Regions from separate parts of the Homo sapiens genome. Here region 2 is linked to region 1. A link is an interaction called in ENCODE POLR2A ChIA-PET data of the cell type or tissue named here. Cell type or tissue: HepG2. All regions are shown on one strand. Each heading gives the region's core, and the rest is flanking DNA. Links, peaks and the distances in the headings are about the cores only. Region 1 has its middle 37 kb from the start of EPB41L4B. Region 2 overlaps PTPN3 (protein tyrosine phosphatase non-receptor type 3).

What was found. ChIA-PET counts read pairs that join two places held together with the same protein. Peaks named below come from ENCODE experiments on the same cell type or tissue, not always from the same donor. Only the 100,000 strongest peaks of a DNase experiment are listed, where the experiment ranks them.
Region 2: POLR2A ChIA-PET joins it to region 1 with 5 read pairs; 3 of 35 experiments call an interaction of 5 or more read pairs at or near these places.

Annotation. Positions count from the first base shown.
Region 1 is chr9:109,355,832-109,361,210 of GRCh38, forward strand. No RefSeq gene overlaps it. Among named protein-coding and RNA genes, the nearest start is that of EPB41L4B, 37 kb to the left of the region's middle. In HepG2, for the core only: no CTCF peak of the experiment used is centred there; no DNase peak of the experiment used is centred there.
Region 2 is chr9:109,474,485-109,479,863 of GRCh38, forward strand. The region is part of intron 1 of PTPN3 (protein tyrosine phosphatase non-receptor type 3); the gene reads right to left. Among named protein-coding and RNA genes, the nearest start is that of PTPN3, 21 kb to the right of the region's middle. RefSeq lists a silencer at 1,085-1,379, an enhancer at 3,101-3,245 and a cis regulatory region at 3,166-3,179. In HepG2, for the core only: no CTCF peak of the experiment used is centred there; DNase peaks (open chromatin) are centred at 1,167, 3,187 and 4,697; H3K4me3 peaks cover 1,118 bases.

The DNA.
Region 1 (5,379 bases), core at 92-5,091:
AGCTGGTCTTGAACTCCTGGTCTCAAGTGACCCGCCCGCCTTGTCCTTCCAAAGTGTTGGGATTACAGGTGTGAACCACCGCACCTGGCCCCTATGTTCTTAATTAAGGAGAAAGCAGGCTTGATTTGGAATGAAGCGTTCAAGGAGGCGGAGGAAGGAGTGGGTATGTGCGGAATGAAACCACGTGGGGCGGCCCTGCCCAGTTTAAAACGAACTTGAACTCCAGGTATTACAGAAGAAGGACCATGGGAAGGAAGGAGCAGAGAGATCAGAACCGACCACAGTGGAGAGGCGAGAGCCAGTCCGCAGCCAGATGTCACCAGACTTGCTTTAGTTAGGTATTGTTCTCTACTGCATACGGTGGGCTCTGCAGGGAGTTGCTGCTTGCCCGCGGGGCAGGTGCTCCCAGACCACGTGCCAGGGCTTAGTCACGGCAGCTTTTGTGCTCCGCCGCATTGAGTGTTTTCTTCCATCTCCCCGTGCCCACTTACAACAGTCACCGGGTCTTAAACGTCCCCACAGCCTCGTTTCCTCCTTGTTCTGTCTGAGGGAGGCATGATACATCCTCACACCCCCTCACAGTTCTGTTTTTGCATGGCTTGGATCTTCCCACGCCCCGTCTGAGGTGGGCCCAGAGGCGTTGTCTGCTATTTAGGATACTGTCCAAAACAGTAGCCACTAACCTCATGTGGCAATTTAAATTTAATGACACTGGCCAGGAGCGGTGGCTCATGCCTGTAATCCCAGCACTTTGGGAGGCCGAGGTGGGTGGATCGCTTGAGGTCAGGAGTTTGAGACCAGCCTGGCCAACATGGTGAAACCCCGTCTCTACTAAAAATACAAAAATTAACGAGGCGTGGTGGCCTACACCTGTAGTCCCAGCTACTCAGGAGACTTGCAAGGCTGAGTCAGGAAAGTCGCTTGAACCCGGCAGGCGGAGGTTGCAGTGAGCCAAGATTGGGCCACTGCACTCCAGCCTGGGCAACACAGCGAGACTCTGTCTCAAATAAATAAATAAATTTAATTACACAAAAGAAAATTAAAAATTCTGTTCCTCGGTCACAGGAGCCGCATTTTAAGTGTGTAGTGGCTATGTGTGGCTAGTGGCTACCATATTGGATATCACAGATACAGAACATTTTCGTCATCTAGAAAGTTCTGTCGGACAGTGCTGCCTCAGAACTCAAACTTCGAGTGTGGGTCTGTCTTGTTCTTTCTGGTGGCCCCAAGCCCTGCCACCTTGCTGAGCACATCGCACGTGTTGAATAAACAGCTGTGGAAGGAATGAACCAATGAATGGATCTCCATTTACAGAGGAGGAAAACGTGATTAGGAGAGGTTAAGTTAATTCTGTGGGTGTCACAAATATGTTGGCAGAACTAGGGCTCCAACTCAAGCCTCCACCTCCACACCCAGGCCTTGTTTAGCCCCTCTCTGCAGCTGCCTTGATTTGCCACCAACCTCTGACAGGAGGAAATGGTTCTCACCTGTCACCACAGCAAGCTCCTGCTGGCTGATTGGAAAACCACTTTACAAAATGACTTATAATTTCCCCTGTCCCCCAAGGTAAAAGGGATATAAAACGTGTAAAATGCAGAAAATTAGAAAAGGAAAAGTCATTCATTCCTCCAACACTCAAACCAGCTCAGTTAACATTTTGGTATGTTTCTTCACAATCACTTTGCAATACTGAGGCTTTTCCCACAAGTTTGTGTCATTTGCTTTTGAAAAATTGATTTTCTAGGGCCAGGCATGGTGGCTCATGCCTGTAATCCCAGCACTTTGGAGGCCGAGGTGGATGGATCACCTGATGTGGAGAGTTTGAGACCAGCCTGCCCAACATGGCGAAACCCTGTCTCTACTAAAAATGCAAAAATTAGCCGGGCATGGTAGTGCACGTCTGTAGTACCAGCTACTTGGGAGGCTGAGGCACGAGAATCACTTGAACCCAGGAGGCAGAGGTTACAGTGAGCTGAGTTTGCGCCACTGCACTCCAGCCTGGGTGACAGAATGAGACTCTGTCAAAAAAAAAAAAAAAAAAGAAATAGATTTTCTAGTAAGTTACTTAGGCCAGATACTTTCTGCTTTCTTCTCCCAGTTTCATCCTGTTGCTTCTGGGCCCATTTCTCTTTTTCTTTTTTTTTTTTTGAAACAAGGTATTGTTTTGTTACCCAGGCTGAAGTGCAGTGGCACAAACACAGCTCATTGTAGCCTTGACCTCCCGGGCTCCAGTGATCCTCCTGCCTCAGCCTCCTGAGTAGGTGGGACTACAGGTGCACACCACCATGCCCAGATAATTTTTGTATTTTGTGTAGAGACGGGGTTTCACCATGTTGGCCAGGCTGGTCTCAAACTCCTAGGCTCAAGCAACCTGCCTGCGTCGGCCTCCCAAAGTGCTGGGTTTATACGTGTGAGCCACTGCACTGGCCATTTCTGTCTTTAGATATCAGCATAGTCCAGAATTCATGGATATTTTTTCCATATCATGTGCTACACATAATATGGAAGAAGTAAAGGCCATGCTATGGTCTGAATGTTTGTGTCCTTCCAAAATTCATGTTGAAACCTACCCTCCAATGTGATGGCATTAGGAAGTGGGGGCCTTTGGGGGTGATTAAATCATGGGGTTGGAGTCCTCATTAATAGGATTAGTGCCCATTAAGGGGCTAGAGACCAGAATTATTCCCTTCCACCATGTGAGGACACAGTGAAAAGGTGGCCAACTATGAGGGCCTCCCCAGACACTGAATCTGCCAGCACCTTGATCTTGGACTTCCCAGCCTCCAGAACTGTGAAACATACATTTCTGTTGTTTATAAGCCACCCAGTTTATGGTATGTTGTTATAGGAGTCCAGATGGACTAAGACAGGCAGGGACTGATAGGGTATTATAACTAGGTGATTAGGGTGGAATATTTCATACCTGCCTATGAAGGGAGGCCAGCCACAGGCTCCGCGCTTACAGAGATGAAAGTGAGTTGCCTGCCTAAAAAAGCTAGGAGTCGGCCAGGCATGGTGGCTCACATCTGTAATCCTAGCACTTTGGAAGGCCAAGGCAGGTGGATCACCTGAGGTCAGGAGTTCGAGATCAGCCTGACCAACATGATGAAACCCCGTCTCTACTAAAAATACAAAAATTAACCAGGCGTGGTGGCAGGCACCTGTAATCTCAGCTACTTGGGAGGCTGAGGCAGGAGAATTGCTTGAACCCAGGAGGTGGTGGTTGCAGTGAGCTGGGATTGCGCCATTGCACTCCAGCCTGGGAGATAAGAGTGAAACTCTGTCTCAAAAAAAAAAAAAAAAAAAGCTCGGAGTCACAAAGGGCTGCTTCCCCGTGGAAGCAGGACCAGAAAAACTCTACCTCTTTGCTCTAGGCCATGTGCAGATATGGGGTCTGAGTGCATATCTGTGTGGTATGAGAATTCCAAGTGGAGAAAATAACGGAAAGGCTTGTCCAGAACTAGTAAATCTGGGGGACTTAAGAGTCTATGAAATCACGGACTCTCAGAAATCTGATGAAGATGAGCTTGAAATGTACTTACAAACCCACAAGGAAATAAGCCACACATAGTCAGCAGCTGCAACAAACAGTAGACTTTGCACCCTACAAACCAAAGATAATATGACAGACTGAAACTTTGAAACAAGCAGGGTTAATTTTTTTTTTTTTTGAGATGGTCTCGCTCTGTTGCCCAGGCTGGAGTGCAGTGGTGAGATCTCAGCTCACTACAACCTCCACCTCCCGGGTTCAAGTGATTCTCCTGCCTCAGCCTCCTGAGTAGCTGGGATTACAGGCACATGACACCATACCCAGCTAGTTTTTTTGTATTTTCAGTAGAGACGGGGTTTCACCATGTTGGCCAGGCTGGTCTCAAACTCCTGACCTCCAGTGATCCACCTGCCTCAGCCTCCTAAAGTGCTGGGATTACAGGCATGAGCCACCATGCCCAGCCAGAGTTAATATATTTTTGAAGATTTTCCAGGCATGGTGGCACACACTTGTAGTCCCAGCTACTCGGGAGGCTAAGGTGGGAGGATTGCTTGAGCACAGGAAGTTGAGGCTGCAGTGAGCTGTGATCGGGTTCCTCCAGTGTGGGTGACAGCAGTGAGATGCTGTCTTAAAAAGGTTTTTTTTTGTCTGGGCACAGTGGCTCATGCCTGTCATCCCAGCACTTTGGGAAGCTGAGGTAGGCGGGTCACTTGAGGCCAGGAGTTCAAGACCAGCCTGGCCAACATGGTGAAACCCCGTCTCCACTAAAAATACAAAAAAAAATTAGCCGAGCGTGGTGACATACACCTGTAATCCCAGCTACCTGGGAGGCTGAAACATGAGAATTGCTTGAACCTTGGTGGTGGTGATTGTAGTGAGCCACGATGACGCTACTGCACTCCAGCTTGGGCGACAGAACAAGACTCAAGTGTCAAAAACAAACAAACAAACAAACAAAATTTAAGAGATAAGGGAACAGGTGCCTTCAGCCTTAAGGCAAGAGCAGAGCAGTATGAGAAAAGAATAGGCAGGTTTGAAAAACATCTACATAGAAATTTTAGGGAAGAAATAATACAGTGATTAAAATAAAGGGAACTTGTGGATTCAGAGAAGTGAGAAAAAAATGGGCATGGCTTTTTAGGGGATATTTCTGTGAATGATAACTTTTCCTGTGAACCAGGCACTGATTCAGGCATTTCAAATATGTATTAACTTGTTTCATCTTCATGAGCTAATGAAGTGGGTGACAATGCTCCTTACTAGGGAGGCAGGGAACATTCTAATGCACCTGTGGAGTGGCCATCCCCAGGACAGTCAAGGAATAATAATAAAATGTATATATTATTATGTATAAAATAAAACACTGAAAATGGATTATCTCATTTAATCCTTGTTTAATAATTTCATTAATCCTCATAACAAACCCTCAAGGAAGGTGTCTTTAACTCCTCCATTTTGCGGATGAGGAAAGTTCCTTAATGTTTACACAATCACCAAGCAGTTCAGTTGGGATTTAAATAAGGGCAAGTTGAATTCACGGTCCAAGCTCTTAACGATGATGTTAAGGAACCAGTGATTATTCATTTTGACTTGAATTTCATGCATTGCATATTACCAAATAGGTAATACAGTCACTGATTCAAGAGGTTCCAAAGGGCATATAGTAAGCCATCTCACTTCTGCCACTGTCTTTGCCTCTAGACGCAACCTGTGTTCCCAGTTTCTTGTGTAACCTTCCAGTTATGTTATGCCTACAGACGCAAGTGTCCATATACATCTGTCTACATAGATGGATATTCTTTTCTCCCTTTTTACATAATTGAAAGCTTCCATATACCTTGTTCTGTGTCTGCTGTTTTTGTTTGTTTGTTTGTTTGTTTTTGAGGTGG
Region 2 (5,379 bases), core at 144-5,143, 120 kb after region 1:
GGCTCTGGATCCACCAGGGTGGGGTGGGTGTCAGGACCGGTTCACAGAAATTTCATGGGGAGTCTTGCAGGATAAGGGGTATTGGCCAGGGAGAAGCTGCAGCATTCCAGACACTGCAAAACCCATGTGCAAAGGTTGGGGGGGAAAATGCACGCATGGTATGGGAACTCCACAGAAACTGATTTAGCAGGCGTTCCTGAGGAATAACTGAAATCTTAGCGAAATCTCAGGGCGGATAAGATTAGGTACTTCAAAAATCCAAGGGGCTGTCACACAGAAGAGGAATTAGGATACAATGTAAGGCTGTGGGAAAGTTACCAGCATCAGAATCAGACAGCTGTGGGGGGACCTCAGCTTCATCACTTACTGAGATTAACTTCGGAGAGACTGCTTACCCTCTCTGAGACTCAGTTTCCCTACCTATAAAAGAGGAAGGATTTCCCTAAGGTTGTTTTAATCACTGGAGATAATGTGTATGCAAATTAACTTGCACCTAGCTACTATAATTAGACTGATTTTTTTAGGTCCCAAAGGTTCAATGGGTAGAAGATGAAAGAAACACATTTCTCTTCAACAGACGAAGGAGCTTTTAAACAGTTAAACCTGCACAAATATGGAAGGAAGTGCCCTGTAAGAGAGTGAGCTCCTCATCACTAGAGGTAATCAAGCAGAGAAGCTGGATGAGACCCTTGGTGAGAAGGCCTCAGAGGGCAGACTGACAGTGAAGAGTGGGATAGATGAACTCTGGGCTTTCAGGACTTCTGTTTCAACAATTCCAAGGTTAAGTTTCTGTACATGTAAGCCTCAATGTGGTATTGTTCAAAACTGAATTTCCTTTCATGTATACTTTCTCATCGGAAATAATTCTAAATGAATACCTCATTCTTGGAAAAAACTGAAATGGCCCATCAAACCGTGAAATAGGAGATGAGGGACTATAACAAGCAAAAATATGTAAAGCTCACAAAATAGACAATGGAATATGTTTTACATTTAGCTGTTTCTACCTAAAATTAAGCTACTGATCTCATTTCATTTTCCCTCCGAGTAGTTCCACTAGGCCCCAGACAGACTGGAAATCAGGATGGAATACATTTACTCCACAGGGACATGAATCAAGTTGCATAAACCTTACAAAAATACTCTGCTAATATTTGCTCTCAGGCACAGACACGCCCATTTGGGTGTCAGTCCACGATATTTCTATCTTAGGCTCTGGCCCCCACCCCTTTACAGCCAAAAGCAGCAGAAGCCTTCAGAAAAGAAAACAGCTAAAGTCACTTTGAAAGGTTTGAGATGTGCTAATCACAGTGCATACCAGCCAAGAAGCTGGAATCTCACAACCGGACCATCCTGCCAGCCTCTGTTCCCGCCAAGGAGTCTGAAGCCAGTGGTAGTCCGGCCAGAGAAACCCAATCCTCACCACCAGTGTCCCTCGCCATAATTTTATCTCAAGGAAACAGAGAAAAATACTCTCCACTTACCCCCACGAAGCATCATCTTATTTGTCTCTGATCAGCCAGGTGACTCGCGAAGTCACTAACTCACTTTTCTCTGGCTCGGTTTCCCAGGTTAGAGCCCTCTAAAGCTTTTTCCAGCTTTAAAATCCTCTGCCTGTAAGGTTTTAATCCAGGGGGCCATCTCAGGTTATATTAGGTTCGGTAACCCTGCTGGTTGCCAGTGTGCCCCTAGAAACCATAAAATATTTTTATGCAGCCTATTCAGATTTCCAGGGCTTTGTACCCTGATAAAATGGGGTCAGCAAATTAATGAAACTCTTTAAAAAGACTTCTAAAAGGCATGCCAAAATGCAAATCAGGAGAACAACATTTAGGAACAAATGAATGAAATGTATATGTTTATCAAAATAACAAGTTGTAAACCTTAAAAAAAAAAACAGTAAAAAGTAAACAAAAGGAATGTATAATTGCTACTAAAAAATAAAAGGTAAAGAAAAAAAGGAAATAATATATGTCATTGCTGCTGTTGATGCATTTATCTGTACTGAGGCCTTCCACATGCTGGGAGCTGAGAATACAGAGATAAAGACAACCCTCTCACTGATTTCAAGAGTGGTCCGTGACTGGACCAAGAAGATCTTTGCTTGGGAGTACTCTGGGACAGGAGGGGTCTTGCCAGGCCAGAGTCCACTGGAGGTTTGAAGGAATAGCCAGACCTGGGTTCTAGTCTCTGCTCTGCCACTCCCAAGTGGACATGAACCTGAACAAATTAATGTTTTGTCTTAGTTTCCTCCCCTGTGAATAACTATAGGGAGCAGAGATTTCATTCTTAACGCAGCACAGGGCCTGGCCCGCCACAGCCACTCAACACCAGCTCTGTGAATGCTGCCTATGCATTCTTGCCCTTCCCACCTGCCTTCTTTCTCAGTCCCTGGGCCATTCCCTTTCCTGTTTCTGGGCTTCCTGTGCTACAGGGCTTCAGCGATTTCCAAGTATTTTTACACCCCTCACTCCTGACTGATTGATTTTGACTGGGCCTGGAAGGTAGCACTGCTGTTAACCATTTTACAAGATTGGGAGACTCGACTCAGAACCACGCACAGGTCACACAGGCAGACTTCAAACAAGGTGATGATCCCAAGCTCAGGTGGGGGCATCACACACCACCCACTCTGAGTCCACTGATCCACGTGACTGGGAGGCAGACGAATTACAGGTGATTCACTGGAGGTGGTAAACGGAGCCCCACACTTAGTCACTATTGTCTCTGTAACTTACTAAATAAGGTATGTTCTTACCCTTTTGAGATAATCTTTTATAAACACTCCCCGAGGCTCTCATGTTGGTAAATTTCCTCTTACAAGGGAAATGGCCCAGAAAACCTTCTTGCCCCCTAATTAACTCTGCAACATTAGAAACTTGAGTAATGATCTGGGTATTTATCACCATATTACCTCTGCTCTAAGATGACACACCTGATGTAACAGGTGTTTCAGCAAAGTTATTTTAAAGAAACAGTACATCCAAGGTACCCTGTGACTGTGAAGGTCACGGTGATTTCAGAAGCATTAAAGTGTGGCCAACGCACCTTTCAGAATTGAGGAAATGTAGTAAATGACTTCCTCCCACTTTTGCAAAAGGCCTGGACTGGAGTGTGTCACATGATGTCTAAAGGCCCTTCCAGCCTCACAGGCAGCCGTCCCTGGGTTAATTATTAGCAGCAGCGGGAGGGCAGAAACAGGCCATCTCATTTCCTGAGGCCAGGCTCTGGGTTTGGCCTGGGGCCGCTCCTACCTGATGACCAGCTCTCCTTCCGGACCTCAGTGAGGTGGCCAGCCCTGGCCCCAGTCAGTCTCTCCTCCCACTGCACCTGCCTCCAGGGATCTCGGAACTGCCAGGACTCCTTCCGGCCCATGGGAAGCTGAGCTTCTCAGCAAACTAGAGCTCCATAAGACTCTTGCTCACTCACCTTTCGGGGCACATGCACTGGCTCTGAGCCAAGGATCTCATGAGGACAGTCATGGGGCAGGAGTAACTGATAAACAAGGGGGCGGCAACCTGGGTGTAGCAGGGGCCTGGATCTCTGGAGGATCCAGGACAGCCTCACGGTGTCTGAACCCTGAGCTTCTTTCAACCTGCCAGGAGAGAGGCTCAGGTAGCAAGAAATAACCCTGGGTGGCTGTGAAAAAGGGGGATCTGACCACAGATGGTAGTGAACCTTGGAGGGGAAGGAGAGGGCGGCTCAGACCAGTGGCTACAAAGGGCGTGGACTCTGATGTGCTCAGGTTGAACAAAACAAGCCAACCAACAATTTTGTTTGTGTTTTTTAAAAAGTTGAACTTGTAATGTCTATGCAATCATATATTCCACTCTTTCTCATGATCACTATCCAACATTCGTCCAGGTATTTCAAACACTTCCCTGACCCCTTCTGTTATGACTCTACGATATTCCACCACGTGGGTGTACATAACTGTGGCTGGGTGTTCAGATGACTTCTCACTAGCAGAGCTCAGATGTCAGAAAGAATCCACAGTAAACCCAGAAAAGGAAGAGGAAGCATGTGACCAAGGACAGGCACCAATGCCAAGGAAGTGGGGGTCCCGAAGAGCCCTGAGTTAGGGCAAAAACACCAAAGAAAGGAGGAACGAGATGACAGACAGGGGCTGGGCCACCACCTAGAGGAGGATGGCTAAACATGAGCAAGGTAACTGATGATGATTTGCGCAAAATCGCCAAGTTAACTGTGTTCTGTCTTTTCTACCAGGTAGAACAATCTTTTACAATGGAAAAGATGAAATTAAAGGGGATGGGAAGCCATTCCCTGAGCAACTCCCATGACCCAGGAGAGAGCCCACACTCACCATCTTACTGGACTCTCACATCAAAAGAGGGGACCAGGCTTCGCCCATGAGGTTACCACATGTGTTTCTGAGGTGACCCAGCGGCAGGGCAGAATCCAAACCGGTGGCTCCTGCCAAAGACGTGCTCCTCCCACTACCTCTTCTGGTCTTTTCTTTTTCTTTTCTTTTTTTCTGTTCTTTTAAATCTCCGGTAAACAAGCGTTTTTTTTTTTTTTAATTGTAAAATATATAGGACCTAACGCTTGCCATTTTAGCCATTTTTAAGTGTACAATTCAGTGGCTTTAATTATATTCACAATGTTGTGCAAACATTACCACTATTTCCAGAAATTTTTCATCATCCCAAACAGAAACTCTGTACCCATTAGGCAATAACTCCCCATTCACCCCTCCTCCAACTCCTGGCCACCTCTAATCTACTTTCTGCCTCTACGAATTTGCCTAGTCTAGATACATCAGTGGAACCACATAGTATTTGTCTATTTGAGTCTGGCTTATTTCACTTAGCATGTTTTTAAGGTTCCTCCATATTTTAGCATGTATCAGAACTTTATTTCTTTTTATGACTGAATGATATTCCATTTTGTTTATCAATTCATCTGTCATTGGACATTTGGGTTGTTTCTGCCTTCTGGCTATTGTGAATGGTGTTGCAATGCTTAAATTTTATCATTTCAGCATACAAGTATCTGTCCGAGTCCACTTTCAATTCTTTCAGGTATATACGTAGGAGTAGGATTGCTGGGTCACATGGTAGTTCTATCTATAGCTTTTTAAAATTTTTTTGAGACACAGTCTTCCTCTGTTGCCCAGGCTGGAGTGCAAAGGCACCATCTCAGCTTACTGCAGCCTCCTCCGCCTCCCAGGCTCAATGGATCTTCCCATCTCAGCTTCCCTAGTAGCTGGGACTACAAGTGTGTGCCACCACGCCCAGCTAAGCTTTTGTACTTTTGGTAGACTGGGTTTCGCCCTGTTGCCCAGGCTGGTCTCAAACTCCTGAGCTCAAGCGATACACCCTCCCAAAGTGCTGGGATTACAGGCCTGAGCCTCTGTGC